Regions from separate parts of the Homo sapiens genome. Here region 2 is linked to region 1. A link is a loop called in an ENCODE intact Hi-C map of the cell type or tissue named here. Cell type or tissue: Caco-2. All regions are shown on one strand. Each heading gives the region's core, and the rest is flanking DNA. Links, peaks and the distances in the headings are about the cores only. Region 1 holds the start of EYA2 (EYA transcriptional coactivator and phosphatase 2). Region 2 holds the start of LOC124904919 (a long non-coding RNA gene).

What was found. Hi-C counts contacts between places; a loop is a spot of excess contacts. Peaks named below come from ENCODE experiments on the same cell type or tissue, not always from the same donor. Only the 100,000 strongest peaks of a DNase experiment are listed, where the experiment ranks them.
Region 2: a loop joins it to region 1, with 2.2 times the contacts of the local background. A loop is called at or near these places in 3 of 110 quality-filtered maps.

What each region holds. Positions count from the first base shown.
Region 1 is chr20:46,890,045-46,901,068 of GRCh38, forward strand. It overlaps EYA2 (EYA transcriptional coactivator and phosphatase 2), which reads left to right and starts at 4,799. Exons shown (of 16, transcript NM_005244.5): 1 at 4,799-4,943. It overlaps EYA2-AS1 (EYA2 antisense RNA 1), which reads right to left. Exons shown (of 2, transcript NR_183876.1): 2 at 10,344-11,024. RefSeq lists an enhancer at 10,528-11,024. In Caco-2, for the core only: no CTCF peak of the experiment used is centred there; DNase peaks (open chromatin) are centred at 4,515 and 5,404; H3K4me3 peaks cover 215 bases; H3K27me3 peaks cover 961 bases.
Region 2 is chr20:46,760,682-46,771,705 of GRCh38, forward strand. It overlaps LOC124904919 (a long non-coding RNA gene), which reads right to left and starts at 10,689. Exons shown (of 2, transcript XR_007067617.1): 1 at 10,542-10,689; 2 at 4,622-5,143. In Caco-2, for the core only: CTCF peaks have their summits at 6,682 (motif pointing right) and 6,909; a DNase peak (open chromatin) is centred at 6,660.

The sequences.
Region 1 (11,024 bases), core at 2,942-7,941:
AGCACTTTGGGAGGCCGAGGCAGGCGGATCACCTGAGGTTGGGAGTTCGAGACCAGCCTGACCAACATGGAGAAACCCCGCCTCTACTAAAAATACAAAAATTAACTGGTCATGGTGGTGCATGCCTGTAATCCCAGGTACTCGGGAGGCTGAGGCAAGAGAATCGCTTGATCCCAGGAGGCAGAGGTTGCAGTGAGCCGAGATTGCATCACTGCACTCTAGCCTGGGCAACGAGAGTGAAACTCTGCCTCAGGAAAAAAAAAAAAAAAAGAATCATGAACACTATGGAGCACTTTGAAATCCATGATTCTTAATCTTGACTCTGCAGAGCTTTGGGGGTTCCTTCAAGACCTTTACACATACCTACAGGAGAAAGGGGTGAGGCATAAGGCTGTGGCTGGGAACCCTCACCTCCTTTTTCCATACTGAACTTCTATACATACTAGATTTTAAACAAAGGAAAGTTTGAAAGCCACTGATGTAACTGATCACATTTCTGTCCTTGCAGTGGCTGCCTGGAAGCTCAGCATCTAATTCTCAGTTCTCCACTGACAAGTGTCCAGGACCTTCTAGCTCACATTTTGTGTGCAAACCTTACCTTGACTTTCTTTTGTTTTCTTTCCTGTTTCCCTGTTGTCTGCTTTTCTTGTTTTCTTTATTCTGCTGCCATATATATGGTTTTATATGTTGCCTCAAATCCTTTTTGGAAAGAGCCAAGGTTTAAGTGAATGTATTTTAAAAAATTGAATGCTTTTTCTGTAGAGGTGACCTTTGCAGGTGGGAAAGGAATATGTTTAGAAAAAAGGCATGATTTGTAGAATTCACATGTGTGTTTGTAGGATATGTATATACATATCCTACAATGAATATACATACATTGGATATATTGTGAGGTTCATAGTTTTCAAAATTAATGTGTTTTTCTGGCTTTAGAGGGCATTTACTTGGAAGACTGGAGTGGGGGAAATGTGTTTTACTCCAAGGTAGGCATGACTGTGGACTACACCACAAAGAATCTGCTGTATGGCTTAGCACTTTCAAATTTTGTTTGGGATCATTTTGCTGGTTGTTATCAAATGAGGACAAATACTTAACAAAGAGATAGCAAGGGAAGAAAGAGACAGAAAGGGGGTGCTTCTACATAGGAAGGTGGCTGAATTTTCAGGGTCTTGAATTAGCATTGGGGGCTTAAGTCCTATCAGCTTCTGCTCATCTGCTGTGACTCTGTGGTCAAGGTCTCACTCTCCCAAAGATAGGGATTCTCTTCCTCTGCTGTATATTGGAATCACCTAGGGAGCTTTAAAAAAGGATGATGCCGGCCAAGCACAGTGGCTCACGCCTGTAATCCTAGCACTTTGGGAGGCCAAGATGGGTGGGTCACCTGAGGTCAGGAGTTCAAGAGCAGCCTGGCCAACATGAAGAAACCTTGTCTCCACTAAAAATACAAAACTTAGCTGGGCGTGGTGGCACATGCCTGTAATCCCAGCTACTTGGGAGGCTGAGGCAGGAGAATTGCTTGAATCCAGGAGGTGAAGGTTGCAGTGAGCCAAGATCACACCATTGCACTCCAGCCTGGGCGACAGAGTAAGGCTCCTTCTCAAAAAAAAAAAAAAAAAAAAAAAGGCAGATGCCACAGTTCCACCCCAGAGTCTGGTTTAATTGGTCTAGGATGGGGACTCAGCATGGAGATTTTTAAAAGCTCTCCCTGGAGATTCTGTGCACCCAGAGTTGAGAATCACAGCGCTAAGAGAAGGAAAAATAAAATTAATAAGCACCTGCCTCCTGCTTATCTCTCAGGGTCGTTGGGGTGTGTCTGTAATTTATGAAATAATGGGCCAGATTCTGGGGAAGGAATAAAATGGTATGAAGGAAATAGATTAACCCTTTGCATTCTATAGGGTACCTTTGGTTAACAAGTGTTCAAGATTTTTCCCCATGAGCCACAGGAAGAAACATTTCACATCCTGACCAAAGATATAGATATAGATATGGATATAGATATAGATACAGATACATGTGTGTATATATATATGTATGTATGTATACGTATATATGATATACGTATACATATATACATATATATCTCTCCATTGTAAATTGAAAATATCCTAAGTTCAAAATGCATTTAATACGCCTAACCTACTGAACATCATAGCTCAGCCTAACCTACCTTAAATGCACTCAGAACACTTGCATTACCTCGCAGTTGGGCAAAATCATCTAATACAAAGCCTATTTTATAATACAGTTTTGAATATCTCATGAAATTTATCAAATATTTTGCTGAAAGTGAAAAATAGAATGGTTGTATGGGTATCTCAATTGTGGTTTCTACTGAATACACATCACTTTCACATCGTCATAAAGTCAAAAAAATCATTAAGTGAAACCATCATAAATTGGGGACCATATGTATACATTTAACTATATATAGGGGATCATATGTATATATGTAACTATATATGTATAGGTATGTATATATATTCTTACTGCATACAATTCACTTGATATTTCCTATTCCAGTCTATTCCTTTAGGAAAAAAAAATTAAGGTTCACAGGCCAAGACAAATTAAACACCTCTGAAGGTCATTAAGATGCTCAATTTATAATGACTTGGAGCACTTAGCAAAGATACTATGGGAAGTGAAGCTGTGTGTACAGTAATAATATTTGTTGAGCAATTGCTAGTGCCAGCTGCAGTCATAGTAGAAAGTGTTTTATGAGCATGAGCTCCATGAATTTTCACAATAATAGTATAAGATGAGTACTGTTATTTTCACTTTAGTGATGAGAAAATCAAGGCCAAGTACATATGTACATTCTGCCTCTAGAAGACAGAAGCAGAGCCATCTCCAAGCCTACTGCGGCAGGCCCAGAGAAGAGAACAACCATGTTTACTGAATACATTTGCTTCTGTCTGAAGTTTGGGGAGTAGAAAGCGGAGTAAGCTATGACCAGAGGTGGGTCTGGGAATGGTGAGGCCTGATACATGTATAATTTGCAGCCCCTATTCAAGAAAAAGAGTACAAAATTATGAGTCCAAGATTAGATAAGAAAATGATTATTTCTTTAAATTAAGAAAAGAAATCACAACAAATTCAAATTTTAAGAAGCTGAAAATTACCACAAACATCACAAAATTCCCAACTCAACTTTCCTCCAAAATGCCAGCAGCCACCTGACACCACCCTACTCAAGGGCAAGTTGGGGGTGGGGAATCGGAGTGGAAAGACAGCGGTGTCTACGGCCTGCAGCCAAATGTCCAAAGCAAAGGACTTTTGTAAACTTTACATCAACAAGCCACCATCTGAACACTTTTCTAAGTCCCCTTAGAAAGGGGTCCAAGCAAGTCAGGGGCCCAAGAACTTAACCTTCATCAGCTCCTGTAAACTTACAACTGGAATTGAAGACTGTTACGGCTCAAGAGCAACGGCTTTGGAGTCAGCCAGGCCTGAATTTCATTCCTGGCTCAGCCACTTTCTGCCTTCTTTGAGCTTGGACCTGCTCATTTGTGAAATGAGTGTGCTGACAGCAGCTACCTTGGGGTCTCTCTTGGGGATTACATGAGATAAGGAAGAGTTGGGCATTGGATGAGCTTAAGGTTGCAAATAAAAATATAGGACCCCCGGTTACATTGGAATTTCGGAGACAAAAGAAATACTTTTTAAATATAAGTACGTACAACCAATCGCATAAGACATATACTGCAACTGATTCCTCGTTTCTCTGAAATTCAAATTCACCTGGGTGCCCTGTCTTTTACTGCACTTAAGAAATGACAGTGGTTGATATTGCTTTTGGATTGAAGCATCCTGGGTGTCCCACGGTGGAATTCATAGACATTAGAGAGTGGGTGACGGGCTAGGAAAGGCTGCATAGACTCCAATTAACACAGTTCATTGCCAGGGAGACTAAAAGGGGGGTGGCTATGAGAGGATGGAGTAAGTGGGGTGCCTTGATTTGGGCATGTAGGTGGAGGGGGCTATACCTCTCACTTTCACTAAACCAGTTAAGCTCTTGAGACCTCAGTTTCCTTAGCTGTAAAATGGGTGAAACATAGGGGAGACCCCTGAACCGTTCTCACCTAAATACCACACCAATGGCACTTCCTCATAATTCAGATGTCACCTCCTCAGAGAGGTCTTCCCTGACTGCTCTAGCTAAAATTACCGCCTCTCCTCCACTCCCCAACAGCAGATACATATATTATTTTTCTCCCTGTAACTCTAACTTTCTGAAACTGTCTTGCTTCTTTACTTGGTTATTTGTTTATGGTTTGCCTCTCCATGTGAATGCAAGTTCCGGGAGGGCAGAAAACTAGTCTGTCTTGTTCTAGCTGAGTCTCTCAGGAGTGGTACCTGGCACAGTAGATGCTCAATATATTTTGAATGAATGAATGGGTGGTTGAGTGAACGAATGTTAGTGTCACTATTGAGGTCCTCTCCGAGCCGTCGTTCCTTTCACAGGGGTCATGCCTGGGTTGCAGGGAGGATGTGCTGCCCCGGGGAGGGAGGAGGTGCGGGGTGTCGGTGGGTGGGGAGGAGGCTGGGCCCTGGCCTCCAGGACCGGCGAGAGTGAGCGCGCTCTGCTCGGCTGCAGGCTCAGGAAGCGGCGCGGCGGCACGTGCTGGGCCAGAGCCCCGCGCCCTGCGTCCAGCCGCCGGGTGTGTGCGCCCGCGTAGCCCAGCGTCGCGCCTCGGCGCCCCCACGCGCCCACGCAGCGGCGCGGGGACCCGGGCGGGGGCAGAGGGAGGGCCCGGCCCAGGGAGGAGAAGGGGCCGGTCCTCCCGGCGCAGGCAGCAGCCGCGGCAGCCCAGGAGGCGGAGGCAGCGGCAACGGCAGAGACAGCAACGTGCCCGCCGCAGTCAGCCCGGCCTCGTCGGACCCGCACCGGCCCGCCCGCCCGCCCGCACCGCGTCGGGGCGCCCTCTCCACTGCGCGCGGTGAGTACCGCCAGCGGCGCCCACCCCAGGCCGCCCGCCGGGATTCGCCGGGCGGGGGGAGTTGTTCACCGGGACCCCCTCGCCCTGCGCCTCTTTCTGGCACTCGCCAAGCGGGGCCTCCGCAGCTGTCGGGACGTTCTGGGGCGCACGGGCCTCCCAGGGCCAGGAAGGCACAAGGGCAGAGGGGACAGCAGCAGAGCCCCCCTCTGGAAAGGCTCTCCCAGGCTCGGGGCCCCAGTTTCCCCATGCGCTTTGGGGCAACGACCCTGAAGTTTGCTCTCCCGCGCGCGGGACAAGTGCATGGCGCGCAGGCGGTGTAGACGCGGCTGGGTCCTTGGCGTTTTGTTCGATTATGGTCCCGGCGGTTCGCGATAAGGGGCGCTCCCCCAGTCCGCAAACTCAAGCCCTCAGGTAGTGTTTATGGGATAACCAAGAAGCAGAGCCAACCGCTGGAATCCCGGCTTGGGGCTGGAACGGCCCGCTGAGACTTTGCCTTCTAGCTATTGATATATTTCTTTTCAAAAGTCCGTTTGCGCTCGGCCCGCTCTGGTTCAGGTCTGGGGCTTTGAACCGGGGCAGGGAATCCTGGCGCCTGCTGCGGGTAGAGTTGAAACTTAGAAAAGTTTACATCCGAAGGGTGTTTAGAAGGCGGCAAGGATTTCGTTGTAATGGGAGAAAGTGGGAAATGGAATTGTTTTTTAGTCATGAAGTCTGGAGGTTAAACGGCCGTGCTGGCCCAGGCTCCTTCAATATATTCCTGCCTGCCTCCCCCCCAGCAATAAATAGTTTATAAGCTCAAGGAATACTAGGAAAGCGTGACTGGTGAACGTACTCCTATCGCAAAAGACTCAGTGCGCTTTTCTCAGCTGTTGAACTGGAAGCGCCTTTTGCAGTGCGAGGTTCCTGCTTCCCCGAAGCCGAGGCTGAGAGTTGACAGCGTGCACCCTGCCGCGGTCTGAATTCTTTTTAAAAAGCAAGACCGATGCTGCGTTTTTATGGATACCCTTTTCTTTTCTTTCCCCTTCCCCGAAATGCTATGTAATCTTCAATTACTTTTTAAAATATAACGTGGAGGTATAAATCACCCCGGTAAGAGGTACCTTTTAATTACGAGGTGCAGTGGAAGAGCTGAACATTGGAATCTAGCTGTTAGCGAGGGCGGAGGGGCAGGAGGATGATTTACAAACATCATGTAAGAATTTGAGCACTGAATTATGTTTGAGTTAGGGAGATCCCTTACAAAGGAAATTATAACCAGTGGACAATTGTATTTCAAACCGAATCTATTAATTTCATGAGCCGTTTCTTGATTGAGTGAAATGTCTGTGACCATAATAGATACAGAACTAGTAAGCACCTTACCAGACTATGACCCATTTGTTAGCAACTAACATACACATGTAACCATCCTGCTTACAAAAAAAAAAAGAGGTACACAAAGAAAGAGTGGGAGGAGAGAACCTCTTTTTCAAAATAATCTTTGTGAAAGAATCTTTCACAATTTTACTCGATAAATAAATGTTCATTTTTTCCACTTGTCTTTCTTCATCACCTTAAGCCCCTTCATCCTTTACATATCTTTGCATTTAGACACTCTCACACTTGGGTAAGTTCTTCTATAATTTATATAACAAATAACAAATGATAGTGGTTTGAATCTTGCTTTTGACTAAGCATTAAATTGTGTTTGTATTAAAAAAAATCTCCTTGCCTTCGTAGCAAACTCTTAACTTTTGCCATTGTGAAAAGACCAATGTGGTTAGATGCAAAAGAGCCTGAACTTTTTTTTACTTTAAAGCAGTTTATATGTCCCCATTCTCTTGTAACTTCAGCTTCACAATATCATTCACTATTTTATCTGAAAGGAATTGGCATTTTTCTTTTCTGTCTTAAAATAGCTCACCTGGTGTTGTGACCATGTGTATGAGAATACTCTATAAACACACAAATCACTTCCCCAATATCAGAAAAACTAAAGGAAATATAAAATAAAATAAAAAGATGTGTATCTCAATACTTTAGGATTTTTTTAAAAAGTTTTCATCACGTAAGTTTTAGAATCTTCTTTTCATGTCTTTTGTTTTGCATTAAACACATCATAAAGAGGTATGATTTGTTGACTTGTTATAGGATTACCATTTGGCAAAAACGCCCAAGACACGCTGTTTCAAATATGTGGTATTACTTCTGCTTTAAATTGCGTGTAAGAGATTGCAAACCTTGTTCCAGATGGATAAATTGATAAAATGCTAGCTGCTGTTGGGAGAATGGAAAAGCCCTCAGCAAAAAGGCTCTGTGGTGTAGCTAAGTACATTTTGAATTAGGGTGAGCAAGCTATGGAGACCCCAGCCGTTTGTGAAAAAATATACACAGTCCAAGCACGTCCACTTTAAGACGTTGTTGGATCCTCCGTGACAAGATGACTCCTTTCCCACAAAGAAGAAACCGTTTCCTTATTTTTTCAGTTACTTTTCCAAAGACAACTTGCATCGGGCGCAAGAGAGCAGAGTTATGCAGAAATCCAACCGTAACCAGCTCAGAGCGAGGACTCATTCTCTCTCCTTCCACCAGATGTTTTTTAGGTGTCCTCAGCTGGAATGCCCAGTTTGAAACTAATTAGGCCAGCAGTAAACTCCTTGTATAATAAAATCGCAGGCCGTAATGGTGAATAAGTGAGGTTCCCAGCCGCTTATGACAGATGCCTTTCTGGGCAGAGAGAGAAGAGAGCCTGTGGCTGTCAGGAGAAAATGAAGGGAGTGGAGGTGCCTTCTTTAGACACATGCCTTTCCTAAGTATCCACGCACATGATCGCAGAGCGGAGGAGTGGAAGTTGCGACTGGGGTAGAGTTTTGTCTTTGCTGGGCAGGCCTCCTTCATACAAAGATGCTTGGGGGAGAATCAATTATAAGTATTAGGCAGTGTCTTCAGGTCTTAGGTGTATGCTGTGTGTGTGTGTGCAAAGGCTTGGGGAGAAGGATTGGTGTCACGTGCGGGGCAGTGTAAAAAACTTAACTGCTTCCCACCTGGGCACAAAATGAAAAGAAAGACTGCCTGGCCTGACATAAATTCCTTGGGAGAGAGGAGAACCTGCTCCCCCAGAGACTTTTGATAAAGGGAGAATTCGCCTAATGATGTGGTTCCCCTTATCTGTGAGGTTTGTGAGGGTGAAGGAGTTGGTTAGTCTGTTACCTCCAAAGGCTGGACTTTCTGACTAAGACTGGGTTTTGTTGGTGGAAGGAACCGGGTTTTTTGGGTTTTTGTGTTGGTTTTTTTTTTTTTTGGTTGTTTTTGTTTTTGTTTTTTTTAGCTAACTGTTCTGAAAAAGGAGTTGGTAGACTGTGCTCAAAAGGAATCTCTTTACAAAGAATTAATCCCAGAGTTAAGAAAACACAGCCTGTTGACAGAAAACACACACACACACACACACACACACACACCACAATTCTTCACTCACTCCCAACCCTCTTCCCTGATCTCCATCCCCCAATGTCATAACAGCTTCCTGAATGGCCCACTTCTCCCCACTATCATTTGTGGCAGTTCAAACAGTCCTAAACATACAAAACAAAAAGAAGATTCTGGTAAGAAAACAATTAGCAGAGAATTCGCTGGAGACAATGCTTCGTTTTCACTGTTTGAAGATCGTAACTGGCCTAATGGTGTTTGACTAACACCCTTTTCTAGTCGGAGGAGGATAAACACCCCCTCCGTCAGGTGGTAAATACTTGAAGTGACAGTAACTGAGGCTGCAGACCCACTTGTGTTATTGTAAATGAATCAGAGGGGCAAGACCTTGTTCTTTACGGCGTGTGATTTAAAATCAGTTTTAAGGTACCTGCCAGGTGTATTTAGAGGAAAAGGCATGAAGGAAGCCACAGGCTTATACATTCATTTTTAGTGCATATTTCTTTTTGTTCATTTTCATCCTATTGAGTTCCTTTGTCATTTCTCTGACTTGCAAATTATACCCTTCTGTTTAATAGTAATGATGAAAATAGCTGCTGTTTATTGAGAACTGGTATACCAGGCCTGCAGTCAGCTCTTCACGTGTATTTTTAAAGTGGATTCTTGCCGCAACCCCTTGAGTATTATTATCATTATTTCAACTTTGTTAACAAGGAAACTGAGTCGCAGGTCAAATGACCGACACAGGGCCAGACTGAGTGAAAATGAAATCTACGCTTTTGCTTCTCTGCAAAGTATGCCTTATCCATGTGCAATACAAGCTTTGGCTCAAAACATTTCTGCTATCATTTCCTTTGGAGGAAGATGCTGAATTTGGATGGTTTTAAATGCACAGAACACAGTTATTTTCTGAACCTGCCCTGACGTTTTTTGCCACTGTCGTTTGAAATGGGGAAACAAAATCATATTAAATATTCAGGAACACAAATACAAACCTCTGTGAGCCATGACCCTTAACCGGTTGGGTATGGTTCTGTAAAGGAAAATGACGGTTTATTTAAGGGCTAATTTGATTTATTCCTTCGATACTAACACTACGCATTTCAGGTCCTAAAAAGAGTCAATAAATTTACCGGCAGTGGAGAGGCCCTAAAACATTACGGTAGGCGCAGCCCAAGTCAAGTTTACCGGAAGGTGCTGGATCGCTATGGGTGGGTGTTGTTTCGGGTTAGATTTTAAACATTTGGAGAGCAAAGAATAATTTGGAACAGGTGGTGCCGAGAGTCAGGTAGCTGGAATGATTTATCTTTGCCTCTTTGAACGTTAAGGGAGGCCACTGGTTGCCTGAATCTGGAACCAGCAGGCTGCGGGTCAGTGGGGGCTGAGAGACTCGTCTTTGGGACAAACTTTGGCAGGATCCAGGGGCTTCGTCAGCGCTGTCATCGCCTTTGGATGATAGTAGTCAGAACACAGTTGTGCCTGCTCGTGCATTTTTGAAAAGTCTGCCTCTGCCTTCAGATATATGCAGAAATCTAAAACAGGAACTTAGACGCGCCGCAATGCCAATTTAAACATCTTTAAAAATGAACAAAGTATGTAATAGAGGTTAGAAACTCTTTTGTCATTTGGTATCAATAGTGTTGTGTCAGTAACATGAAAATGTGTGTAATTTCAATGGCATTGCACTTTCTTCTTCTTTTTTCCTTTTGAGTATCTAGTAAAGTTACATTTTTTAAAAGTCTGTGTTCCCAGATGTAATAGATACGAACGTATCTACTTGCAGTCATTCAGAGGAGAATTGTCAACTCTCTGCTAATGTAACTAAAGGAAAAATGATAAAATCAACATATTTTTCCCCAAAGAATGAGGAACTGGAGGGTTTGACTACTGTATATGGCAACTTACTTTTGTCTCGCGTCAGCTAAATCTGTCAGTTCCCCTTTCTTTTCTATTCATCTCCCAAGAATGGCCTTTCATAACTGAAATACACGTGTATTAGCCAAAAGACATTTTAATTTTGTAAAGAAAAATCATGCCAGAGACAGCCGGGTCTGTTTCAACCATTATTGTTTCTGCAGCATGCATACTTTGGGTTTCATGGTAAGATGTGGGTTTGTCAAGAAAGAAAATTACAGCAAGAAGCTATGCTGAAAACATATACACTTCTGTTTAAGAAATGAGAAAAACACAGAAAAATTCCACACAGTAATTGCTTTTACGTGAGTTTTAAATGTCATTGTTTGACTTATGTCAAAAAGCCCCCTTAGCCAGTTCTCTCATACTCCGTTACCAAATATCTCACCTTAAAAACAGCAAATGTTGGACTTCATTTTGATGATCTTTGAGGCTTTCAGAGATATCCTTAGTCCTAGTGGAAACATTCCAAATTTTTAGATTGTGCAGGCCATTTTTTTAAGGTTACTTAGATATCGATTTTATTTTCTTGACCCAAAATGAGAAAACACGGGGAATTCTCAAAAGCTTTTTACAGGCTGCTATTACGAGAAGAGAAGCCAAACCAACATGTATTAGGTCATGCGCTTGAAGTGCATAAATAAGCCCTATGAAGGTCACCAAACAGGGTGAAAACCACTAGTTCTCGTTACCTTGGCCACCTCTAAATTCCTGCCTGTTAGACGTGTTTGGTTGAAGTGGACACAGAAAGCGGGTTTCCGA
Region 2 (11,024 bases), core at 3,688-8,687, 130 kb before region 1:
GGGGAGCAGACCTCACAGGGCTGTGGGGGACACTGAGAGGACCACGCTTTACTCTGAGTGACATGAGAAGCCAGAGCAAGACTTTGATTTCTCTGTAAATGTTTTATTGTCAATCCAAACAAAAGTGGAGAGAACAGTAAGATCAACCCCACACACTCACCCCCCAGCCCCGTGTACGGTCCATCTGGCTTCACTGATTTCCTCCCCACTGGATGGTTTTGAAACAGATCTGGGCACCACCTCATTTCATCTGTTTACATTTTGTGAATGTCACCAAAATCAGGATTTTCTTCCAGCGTAACCTCAATACCATTATCCTGACTTCAAACATTACCAGTCATTCCTTAGTGTTACCAGAATTCCAGTCCACGTTCAGATGTCCCTCATTCTCTCAATTCATTTTCGCCTTCATTTGTTCAAACTAGGATCTAAACGAGGTTGTTTATGACAGCTGAGCTGTTCCTTAGGTCTTTTTAAATCTATGGGTTCCCCCTTCTTCTGTTTTTCTCCTTGCAGTGTGTTTGTTGAAGAAACTGGGCTGCTCATTCTCTAACGTTTCCCATATTCGTAGCACTTATCTCCTTTGAATATGCCATATAATTTATTCTTCTTATTAAAAAAAAAGTCCTCTCTCCCCTACTAGAAAGCAGTCTCCCAAGAGCAGCCTGTTGGTCTGTTTTGTTCCCTGCTGTGTGCCCAACACCAGAGCCTGGCACAGTCAATGACCCATAAAAGGATGGCTAACACTGAAAATACTGGCTATTGTTTCCCAGCGTTACAGATGAGGAAACTGAGGCTCACAGAGGTTAAGTGAACTTCAAAAGGTCATACAACCAGGAAGTGAGGAGATTGGGATTTGAACTCAATCTTTCAGGCTTAGTGATCAATTTTAACAACCATATACCACACTCTCCCGCGACCCAGCTCCCTCCTTCCCGACAGATGGCGGCTGTCTGTGAAAGGACCCAGCTCCAAAGGCAATTCCCCAGGACGCTCGGGGTCCCACTTTCCTAGGGGTGCTGGTGCCTGCTGGAAGCTGAGCCCCACTGGAGAGATGAGGCCATGCTGAGCCACCGGGGACACTAGTCCTCCATGAGACAGTCTCAGCAGCCCTGTGTGTCAAACTCCCCAGCACTGGCTTAAACTCCAGTGGCTCCCGAAGGCAAGGACCCCCAGCCCTCGCTGAGCATTTGGTTCATAGTAAGTGACCAAGAAGCTCCTGGGAGACAAGAGACCCAGCAAAAGTGGTCAAGATATCTGGACTGCACTGCTGCTAGGCCTGCCAGGCTCTGTCTCCTGCCCTCCGTGTCAGGCCCTGCCTCCAACCAACCAGCCTCCAGGTCAGCATTGCTATGTGATTCTCAGACCAGCAGCTTCCGCACACACCAGCACCTTGCTGGAAAGGCAGGTTGGAACACCCCAAGGATGTGGTACACGGAAAGACAGGGAACCATAGGTGCTGGGGTGGACCCTGCGATCTGGGCTTTCACAAGCCCCAGAGACTCTATCCGCAGAGATATTCTGGTTCTCAGTACCTTTGGGCAGAGCCTTCTTTGAGTGTTGAGGCCAGAAGGGCCAACTCCTTGGTTTATTGATTAGTAGGGACCACTGGGCTCTTTCTCAAATGGGTCTAACCATTTATCTGGGTGCAGGAATGTGGAATTTCAGTGCTGGGAACCATGTGCCTGAGCCTCATGTTGAGGTCCTCTGGGGTCCCAAGGTCTACCTGGTCTAGCATGCACTTAGAGAGGGCCCATGGGTGCCAGACACAGCAAGCAGCTTATAGCGTCTGTCCTCAAGTCACTCTGAGAAAGCCCAGGGTTAACGGCTAAGCCGGCTGCTCTCTCAGCATCCTCTCTTCCATCTTCCTGTTTATTTCATGGCTTCCATCACCACTGAAAGTTGTCACCAATTTGCCCTCTTGTTCGTCTGTCTCACCCCCCATCAAACATGCCCCTCACCCACCCAACCATGAGCTCCATGAGAATGGGGTCTCCTCACTTTGTTCCCAGCACCCAAAATAGTGTTTGGCCCATAGCAGGCACTCAAGAAATAGATGCTCAATGAATGAGTGAATGAACGAATGAATGAATGGGAACAATAAGAAGAACCCATGGAGAGAGAGAACGGGAGTGAAGGGAGATGGAGAGGTTGCGCTCTCAAGGTGGGATTTTGGAGTTTCAGACCATGGTGAGTGGAAGTGTCAGAACAGATCCCCAGGAAATACCAGGCCTCCATGCAATATTACAGGTTTTTAAATGTAGCCTTAATGTGATTTTTGCATATTGGGAATAATAAAAATGTAAGTGATGTCTGCTCAGAGCACACTCCCTGATTCAATTTCCACTCTGTTCGTGAGTATGTTGTTAAATTGTCTGGTCCCACGGGTTAACAACAATAGATTCGGAGTACGTTCAAATCAGAAGGCACAGAAGGTGATCCAGAGCAGAGCTTTCCGATCTTTTGACAGCAGCTCACAAGAAGAAATACAGTTGACATAGCGACCCAGTACCTGTGCACACCACGTACACACACACGTGAAAGTTACAGGAAACCATACCTTCCTCCGTGCAATGTACTCTGTTATTTTCTGTTGGTTCTATTTCCTTTCCTTTAAAAAATGACAGTTGCCACTTTTCAACTTGACTTCATAAGTCACTTAAGGGGTCACAGCTCACAGTTTGAAAATCAGCAGGTCCAAAGCCTGCAATTTACACATGGGGAAATGGAGGGAGACCCAAGCTGGGCCAATGACCTTGCTAAGGTCACATGGGAAGTTAGTAGAAGAGCCAGGCAAAGGAGCTTCTACTTCCAGTGGAACTTTCTTCCAGTGTAGACATCTGGAGATCTGGGAATCTAAGGATAGTAGAGAACCTTGGAATGCTGGAATTCCAGCATCATGGACAGTGATTTTGCTGTGGATGGCCCCTCTGTTCCATCAAGTGCTCACTCCTCCCCCGCCAAGCTGCCCTCTATCCTGGCACGCTGCCTGATTTTCTTCATAATGTTTATTGCTCTCCGACAACATCTAATTAGTTTGTTTCCAGGGTGTCTGTCCCACCCACCCGTACCACAAAATGCAATCTGCATGAGAGCAAGGACTTGTCTGCATTGTGCTCTGCTGTGTCCCGACACTCAAAAAGGCATCTGGCACATAGTAGATGCTCAATAAATATTTGTTAAATAACTACAAGAATAAATGGAGCAGCTGGTAGCTGGCATCCAGGTTTTGATGAAGGCACCTCTCAGACCACATCCAACCACAATTTATTAACAAGCAGAGGAAAACAGCTCCACAAGCCAGTCTGGAAGCTCCTGGACTGCCAGATCTCAGGCCCAACTGAGACTCAGAAAATGCTTTGCTTAAGAGGCTCCCTGGGGCAAAGGCCACAGTATTGCAGCAGTAGAATTTGTCCAGCATCCATGGTGGTCAGGACTTGGGCCTTTTAGGGATCAAACCCAGGGTGCCATCCCCTAGAGCAACTCTGGCCAATAGCACTCTCTATGGTAATGGAATGTTCTACTCTGTGCTGTGCCATGTGGTAGTCACCAGCCACATGTGCCAATGGAGCCCTTGAAATGCCGCTAGTGTGACTGAGGAGCTGAAGTATCCATTGAATTTTAGTTAATTGAAATTGAAGTCAAGATAACCACAGTGTGACTTGTGGCTACACATGAGACGGTGCAGCCCTAGATTCTTAAACCCTGCGGCTCCTGCAAGGGCCGGGAGCAGCTCTGACACATTCCCCCATCCACTTATCTTGGAAAGCACTGCTGCCACTGAAAACGACGCATGTCTCACGTCCACTTTGCCAAGCATCAGTCCTGACTTCCGCCCGTGACCACTTATGTCGAAAGTTCCTTGGGCCAGTTAGTGAAGCCTCTGGGGTTGACCTGGCATAAAGCTAGTGGTGCCATTGAAGATGCCACCTCTGGAGCGTGATCTTTTTGACAATCACCTCCAGAGAACGCATTCCTGATTAGAAAAACTGGCCGCCGCCAAAGTGGACATTGCAATGAACTAATACATGGATGTCCCCCTATCTATGCAGAAGTAGCAGAAACATGAAATAAATTAATATGTAATTACAGTTGCAATGGGTTGCGAAGGATGCTGGCAGCGTGAATAACAGGACAGGGTTGAGGTCAAACCCACCTTCCCTGAGCAAGTGATTTTTAACTGGAGAGTTGTCCTCTGCAGAGGGGAAAGCCAAGAGCAGGGAAATGAAGGGAAGCATTCCAGGCACAAGTAGCTGCAGGCACAGAGGTCCTGGGGTGAGCTTGGTATCTGAGGAACAGAACAAAGACCAACGTGGAAAACCAGGAAAACCAGCGAGGGGCCAGAACTTTCTGGCTATTCTGTCACAACAAGGATTTGGGATATTTTTCTCCCACCGCATTCTCTCATCCTTTCCCTGGGATGCTGGCAGGTACTGGGTTAAGCAAAGCTCCGTGGAAGCCAGAGAAGCCAGCTGATATAAAACCTTTGTATATGCTGTCTGCTATAGGATCCAATTTAGTATTGATATTCCCGTTTTAAAAAATAATAATTTCCATTAGATTGAGACCAGAATGCCCCGTGAAGCCCAGTGTGGTTTGCCAATTGATTCACAGAATGAAATCTTATCTAAAATCTTTTTATTTTATGCTATTAGGGACGCAGGAGGGAGCAGCCAAGGAAAAAAATCTCCCTGCTTGGTTAATGCACAGGGTCAGCTGGAAGTGGCCCTAGGGCCGTCTTAAAAAGACTGTCATTTGCGATTTCCCACTCTTTTGTTTCACATTACCAGTAATTGACATTTTTTTTCTTCCCTTCAAGTGGAGTTAATGGATTGACATCTTCTTGTTAGCACCTTGGATCTTTATTGAGGACTCCTTCCTGGGGCTGGCATCACCCCCAAGTGCCCTTGGGAGGCCTGGGGTGGTCCGTGTGGTTTGCCCACATTTCTCTTGGCGGCCCTTGGCAGCAGGCGGTGGGAGGGAGGTTGAGGGAAGGAGGGGGTGTGTCCCCCACCCCCAAGTCCACAGGCCACACGGCTCTGAACCTTTGGAATGGCATCTCTCACGCTGAACATACGATGACCCAGGAAAGGGCAGCCTTGAAGGGTTGCCTGCAGGAGGCCAGCCTTGTGCAGATGCGAAACTGGGCAAAGAGAGGAAAACTGTCAGCTTCGCGTAGGCGAGAAAAAAAGATGATTTTTCCCTTTCACCCCCCATTTTATTTTCCTGTAAAGATAATAAAAAGCTTTGACTTCCATTATACAAGTGACAGACTCTCACTAGAGAAAGCACAGCCGGCCACTGCCCCTGGCTCTGCTCCAGCCACAACGGCCCCTAGCTGTTTTCTGTGCACCCTTCATTTGCTGTTCCCCTTGCCTGAAACCTTCTTCCCCCAAACATTCTCACTCTCTCCTCTCCTCCCAATCTTTGCTCGAGCATCTTTTTCTCAGTAAGGCCTTCCCCACCCACACCTGCACCTGCAACCTGGCACTTCCTGTCTCCTGCCTGGCTTGATTTTGTTCTCCTAAGCACACATCAACCCCAGCCTGATGTATATTTCACTTAGTTAGATGTTCATCATCTGTCTCCACCTGCCAATTCGTTTTGCATTTTATAATTCACTGTTTTATCTTCAGTGAATAAAATAGCATCTGGAACATAGTAGATGCTCAATAAAAAATTCAATGACTAGAAGAAGAGGGCAGAAAAAAAATCACTCCCACTTCTTCATATTCAGCCTTTGGTAGTATTTGGTGCATTTGCTTCTTATCTTTTTCTATATATAGGCTTCCGTTTTTATTTCTACAGTGGAGTTCCCCATACACTGGGTTAGGCTATAAAGATAAATGCCTATGGAGAAAGCTGCAAAAATGCCCATGAAAACCTCTTATATTGCTCTTGAATGGTTTTGTCTGTACATAGAGTAGTTGGTTTGCATTTGGGAGGTATGTAGCATGGAAATTACATGTCTCGAAACACCAGAGTTGTTTGGCAGAAAGAGATGCTCTCAGGAGAGGTAGGACTCCGTGAAGGCCTCCAGATTCACACCACCCACTTCACACTCAACAAGTGACAAATAGTCATTAAACTAGAGGAACTGCCTGCACTGTTTAAGTGATTTTTTTTCTCTCTTGTTTCTTTTTAAAAACGAATATAGCTGAATTTATACATGTGTAATGTGCACAGAGGCAACTTTCCTATACGCAGCTCCAATCATACCTGTGAAAATAATTTTAATCCTGCATAATTATATTGTACTCATTTTCTACATCACTCTAAACACTTCATAAATATCTCTAACAGCTGCATTATCTGCCATCAGGGCATCCTTTCATCTACTCAGCCCATCCCCTATTCTCCTACATTGAGGTTGTTTCCAATTTTTCACAATAATAAATAACACAGAAGAAACATCATGCCCAATACTCTACTGGATTTCAGATTCCTTATTTGGGTCAAAATCAGGGAGATTTATGCAAGTGGGAGCCCAGGGAATCAGTGTCAGATTAGCAAAGTGAGTAATTGCTAGGAAGATAGTTTTGTCTTGAAAGTGAGGTCAGAGTGCAGCTGGGTGGGCTGGCGTGCACCTGCCCTCTAGTTTAGGCCAGCATTCCAGGGAGAAAGGACTCCAGAGCACACTGGAAGAGAAGCAACCTGACCACTAGGGGGAGCCAAGTGGGAGTCTGGGTTAAAGAGAGATGGTATTAACCAAGATATAAATTGGAGCAGATAAGGAGGATAATTAGGAACAGCATTAAAAATAATAGCATCAACATACATCATCAACATATGCTATTATTTTACAACCCTCGGCCCAAGGTTATGGCTCCGTGTCTGTAAAGTACCAGGCATTGTACCAGTACTATATGACCCTCATCTCTAAGCCTTTAGCAACCTTACAAGGGACAAATCACTATCCTTCCCTATTCTTGTTGCAGAAGTGGAAATTGAGGCTCAGAGAGGCTAACTGATTCACCTAGCATCACACGCAGAGCCAACATTCTAACTCAGGATATCAGACATCAAGCCTCATTTCTATTTCTATATCCTTTAAAAATCAAAATGCAGGTCAAAAAGATCCAAGGCTATGGCCAGGAAGACACAGCATTGTCTAGAGGACAAGAACGTGATGGTTAGATGAGAGTAAATGATATGAAATGCTGAGAGGTGACACGGACATGGAGGCCTCCATTCATTTGGCCAAGAGTGGTAGACTTGATGGCGTGGTCACTGCCAGGTGTGACCATGGCATGGGGTCTTGTGCCAATGCCTTCCTTCCACCTCCTCACTTTTCCCCACCCTGCTTTCTGCCCAAGAGGCTCACCTGCATGGGCTCCACCAACAGGCTCCCATGGGTGGGTGTGCTCTGGTTGCGTTTGGCCGATAGTGACCTTTAGCAGGATGGGAGGAGATACGATGCAAAGTAGAAATTTATTCCCTGTCCCTGGCCTGCAGAGCTACCTGTGATGGCTGCCTCCCTCAGCCCAAGTCATGGCTCTGTGAGGTGGCCCCCTCCACGTGGCTGTCATTCCAGGAGCACCTCTGTGTCAGAGGCACCGTCCCCATGGCTTTCCTCCACCCTGCCCATACTTTGTAAATAGAAAATCCCTTCCAGTGACTCTGTTTAGCTGTGTCCCCATATCTTCCTCAGATCCTGGCTGATAGAGACCCCCATTCATGCACATTTACTCTGTCCTCAGTTTTCTAAGGTGAGACTGCAAACCGGTGGCCCTGTTGGTTGAATTAGGCCATCACACATGCCTCGTGGTCTGTGCAGTGCTTAAAAATCCTTTCAAATTAGTTTGCAACCTTTAACCATTGGGAGAGTTAATGCAAAAAATTCTAAAATTTTGGCTTTGCTGGAAAACAAAGCAAAACAAACAAACAAAAAATGGTGGGGGCTCCCTGGCCACACGGGGCTTGCCTTCTTCTCTCAGGATCACTTTTAACCACTTGGGAAGAGCTTTGCAGCCTTCGAGGCCTTTTCAGGTACCCCCTCCCATCGACTCCTCTTCCTCATTGACGTTACCTGCCCAGCCCTGGTAAACATGGAGTTTATGACAGCCTCTCAAGCCTTCCAGATGTGGCCTCACCAGCCTTTATGGGGCTGCTTGTGAGAGAAACCAGAACTAGGAGTGGGTTCTCGGGCGGGGGCACAGCTCAGAGGGCAGTCAGTACCGAGGAAATGGAGATGCGGAGATGGCCATGAGCTTGGCGGCTGCACTGAGCTGGGGCAGCAAGGTCGCCGTTATATAGATCAGCCTGGGGAGAGAGAGACTGTGCTTTGATCGTGGGCAAGGTTAGTTAGATTTGGGAATAGCAGCCTCTGTAATTAGCCCCTGGTAAAGAGCTGAGAGGCAATATGAGAGCGTGTCCAAGAGTCCATCTCTGCGATATTGAGTTCAGATGGAACCAAGGAATTAGAAGGCTCTGGATAAAATGACCACCTCTGCCCTCCTCTCTGGGCTTTCCTCTAGAGCTCTGGGGGCAGGTAAGCGTGAGAGCATGCCCTTGACCTTCTAATGAGATGATGCTGCAAATTTCCTCCCAATTGGCTTATCAAGTTTACCAGCTCCCACTCACCCAGTGCAAGCTTTGGCCCAGAGAGAGCTCCCTTCATTGTCAACATGCCAAGAAAGCATTCTGAATGGTTCCCAACACACACGCAAATCCCAGCACAAGAGAGACGTGGAGGGCACATGGAGGAAGACAGTTTGAGGTCCTAGGATCTGTGGTCAGACTGGGAGCTGCACTGCAGGACAGGCCTCCAAAGTTGGTCACAGAGCCCCTGAGTTGGTATCCATGATCTTCTCTCTTGGAAAACTTAGAGAGAGTTCAGTTTTGCAAGCACCTGAAGGATGCTTCAGCCTTGGAGTCTGCAATACAGTAGGGTGGTCACTGTCATCAACATCAGCTGTGGGAGCCTGACAGACTTCAAACTCATCCTCGTTCCTTAAAGCCAGTGCCTTTAGCAATGTCATTAACCTGTGTGGGCTATTTCACTATCTGTAAAGCGGACGGTGGTCACAGCCACTAAGTCCTTGCTGCTCAGAGTGTGGCCTAGGGCCAGGAGCATCAGCATCCCCTGAGAACTTGTAGAACCACAGAATCTCGAACCCAGCCCCAGCCTCACTGATTCAGAATCTGTTTTCACAGGCTCTCCAGGTGGTTTTGATCAAACTCGTAGGGCTTTTGGGAGGAGTATATGCAGTTCAATAATGCAACAGTTTTGTTTGTTTGTTTGTTTGTTTGTTTTAGATAGGGTCTGGCTCTGTCACCCAGGCTGGAGTTCAGTGGCGTGATCTCACTACAACCTCCACCTCCCGGACTAAAGGGATCTTCTCACCTCAGCCTCCTGAGTAGCTGGGACTACAGGTGTGTGCACCACCATGCCTGGCTAATTTTTGTATTTTTTGTAGAGATGGGGTTTCACCATGTTGCCCAGACTGGTCTTGAACTCCTGAGCTCAAGCAATTCGCTGCCTTGGCCTCCCAATGTTGGGATTATAGCTGTGAGCCACCATGCCCAGCCAATCCAACACATATTTCTTGAGCACTTACTATGTGCCAGGCTTGGTTGCAAATGCTGGGAGTACAGCACTGAACATGGCAGATGAATCCCAGCCCTCAAGGAATTTACTTTCTAATGGGGTGTATTAGTCCATCCTCATGCTGCTAATAAAGACATACCCAAGACTGGGTAATTTATAAAGGAAAGAGGTTTAATGGACTCACAGTTCCACATGACTAGGGAGGCCTCACAATCATGGCGGAAGATGAAGGAAAAGCAAAAGGACTTTTTACATGGTGGTGGGCAAGAGAGCATGTGCAGGGAACGCCCCTTGGTAAAACCATCACATCTCACGAGACTTAATTACTATCACAAGAACAGCACAGGAAAGACCCGCCCCCATGATTCAATCACCTCCCACTGGGTCCCTCCCACAACACATAGGAATTGTGGGAGCTACAGTTCAAGATGAGCCAAACCATATCATAGGGAGAGACAGACAAACAAGAGACAGACAAACGGACAAGATGAAAATATAAAATACAGGAAATGGGGGATGGTGCTCAGTGGGAAGGAGAAAAATAAAGCAGTGCTTCCAGGTGGGACCCGGCAGGGAGAAGGACTATAATGGCAAGTAGAATGACAAGAAGGTGACATTTGAACAGTCACCTGAGGAAGGTGAGGAAAAGTATATTCCAGGTGACCAGAACAGCACAGACGAAGTCCCTGCAGCAGAAGTATGCCTGCTGTGTTGGAAAGATCTGTCAGGATGTCAGTGTGGCTGGAATAAAGTGAGTCAGCAGAAGTGCTGGAAGGTGAGGTCAGGGAGAAGTAAGAGCAAGGGCGGATGATGCACAGCTTTAGAAGCTGCTGAGGGTCCTGGCTTGTCCTCCAGTTCCTGATGCCCAGGAATGGGCAGGGACCCACTGGAGAGGGGCTGGAAGCAGTGGCTGGCACGTGGTAAGTTCAGGGACCAGCATTATTGTAATCGTTGCTGTTATCCAAAGCTGATAGAAACAGGTTGGACTCACCCTTGAGGTTTCAGCTTAGGTGTCCCTTCTCCAGGATTGCTGACACCCCAGGCTGGAGGGGGTGCAGACCTGAGAGCACCTCAGCCTTCTGAAAGCTCCTGGGTGAGGCTGGGATGGGGAGCTGGCCAGCCCTATTCACGATCGTATCTCAGAGCACAACACTGTACTTGGCATCTAGTAGTTGCTCAATAAATACCTGTCAATTAGAGGAATGAATACATACAAAGACTTGGGGGTGTCGGGTGGGGGACGTGCTCAGGAAAGGTGGGGAAGTGGCTGGGAGGAGTGACAGGAGTATTGTTAGAAGTAAACACCTGAGCTTTGTCCATTCAAGGTGCCCTCTGGAGCCTGACGCCCAGGAACGAACAGGGTCAGGGTGTTGGTCATCTCTGATCACACTGCTGGGTAAGGTAACCCAGAGGCCACCAGGACTCTGTGCCAAGAAACCCTGGGCCTTTGTGCTGAACTTGGCAGGCTTCTTGT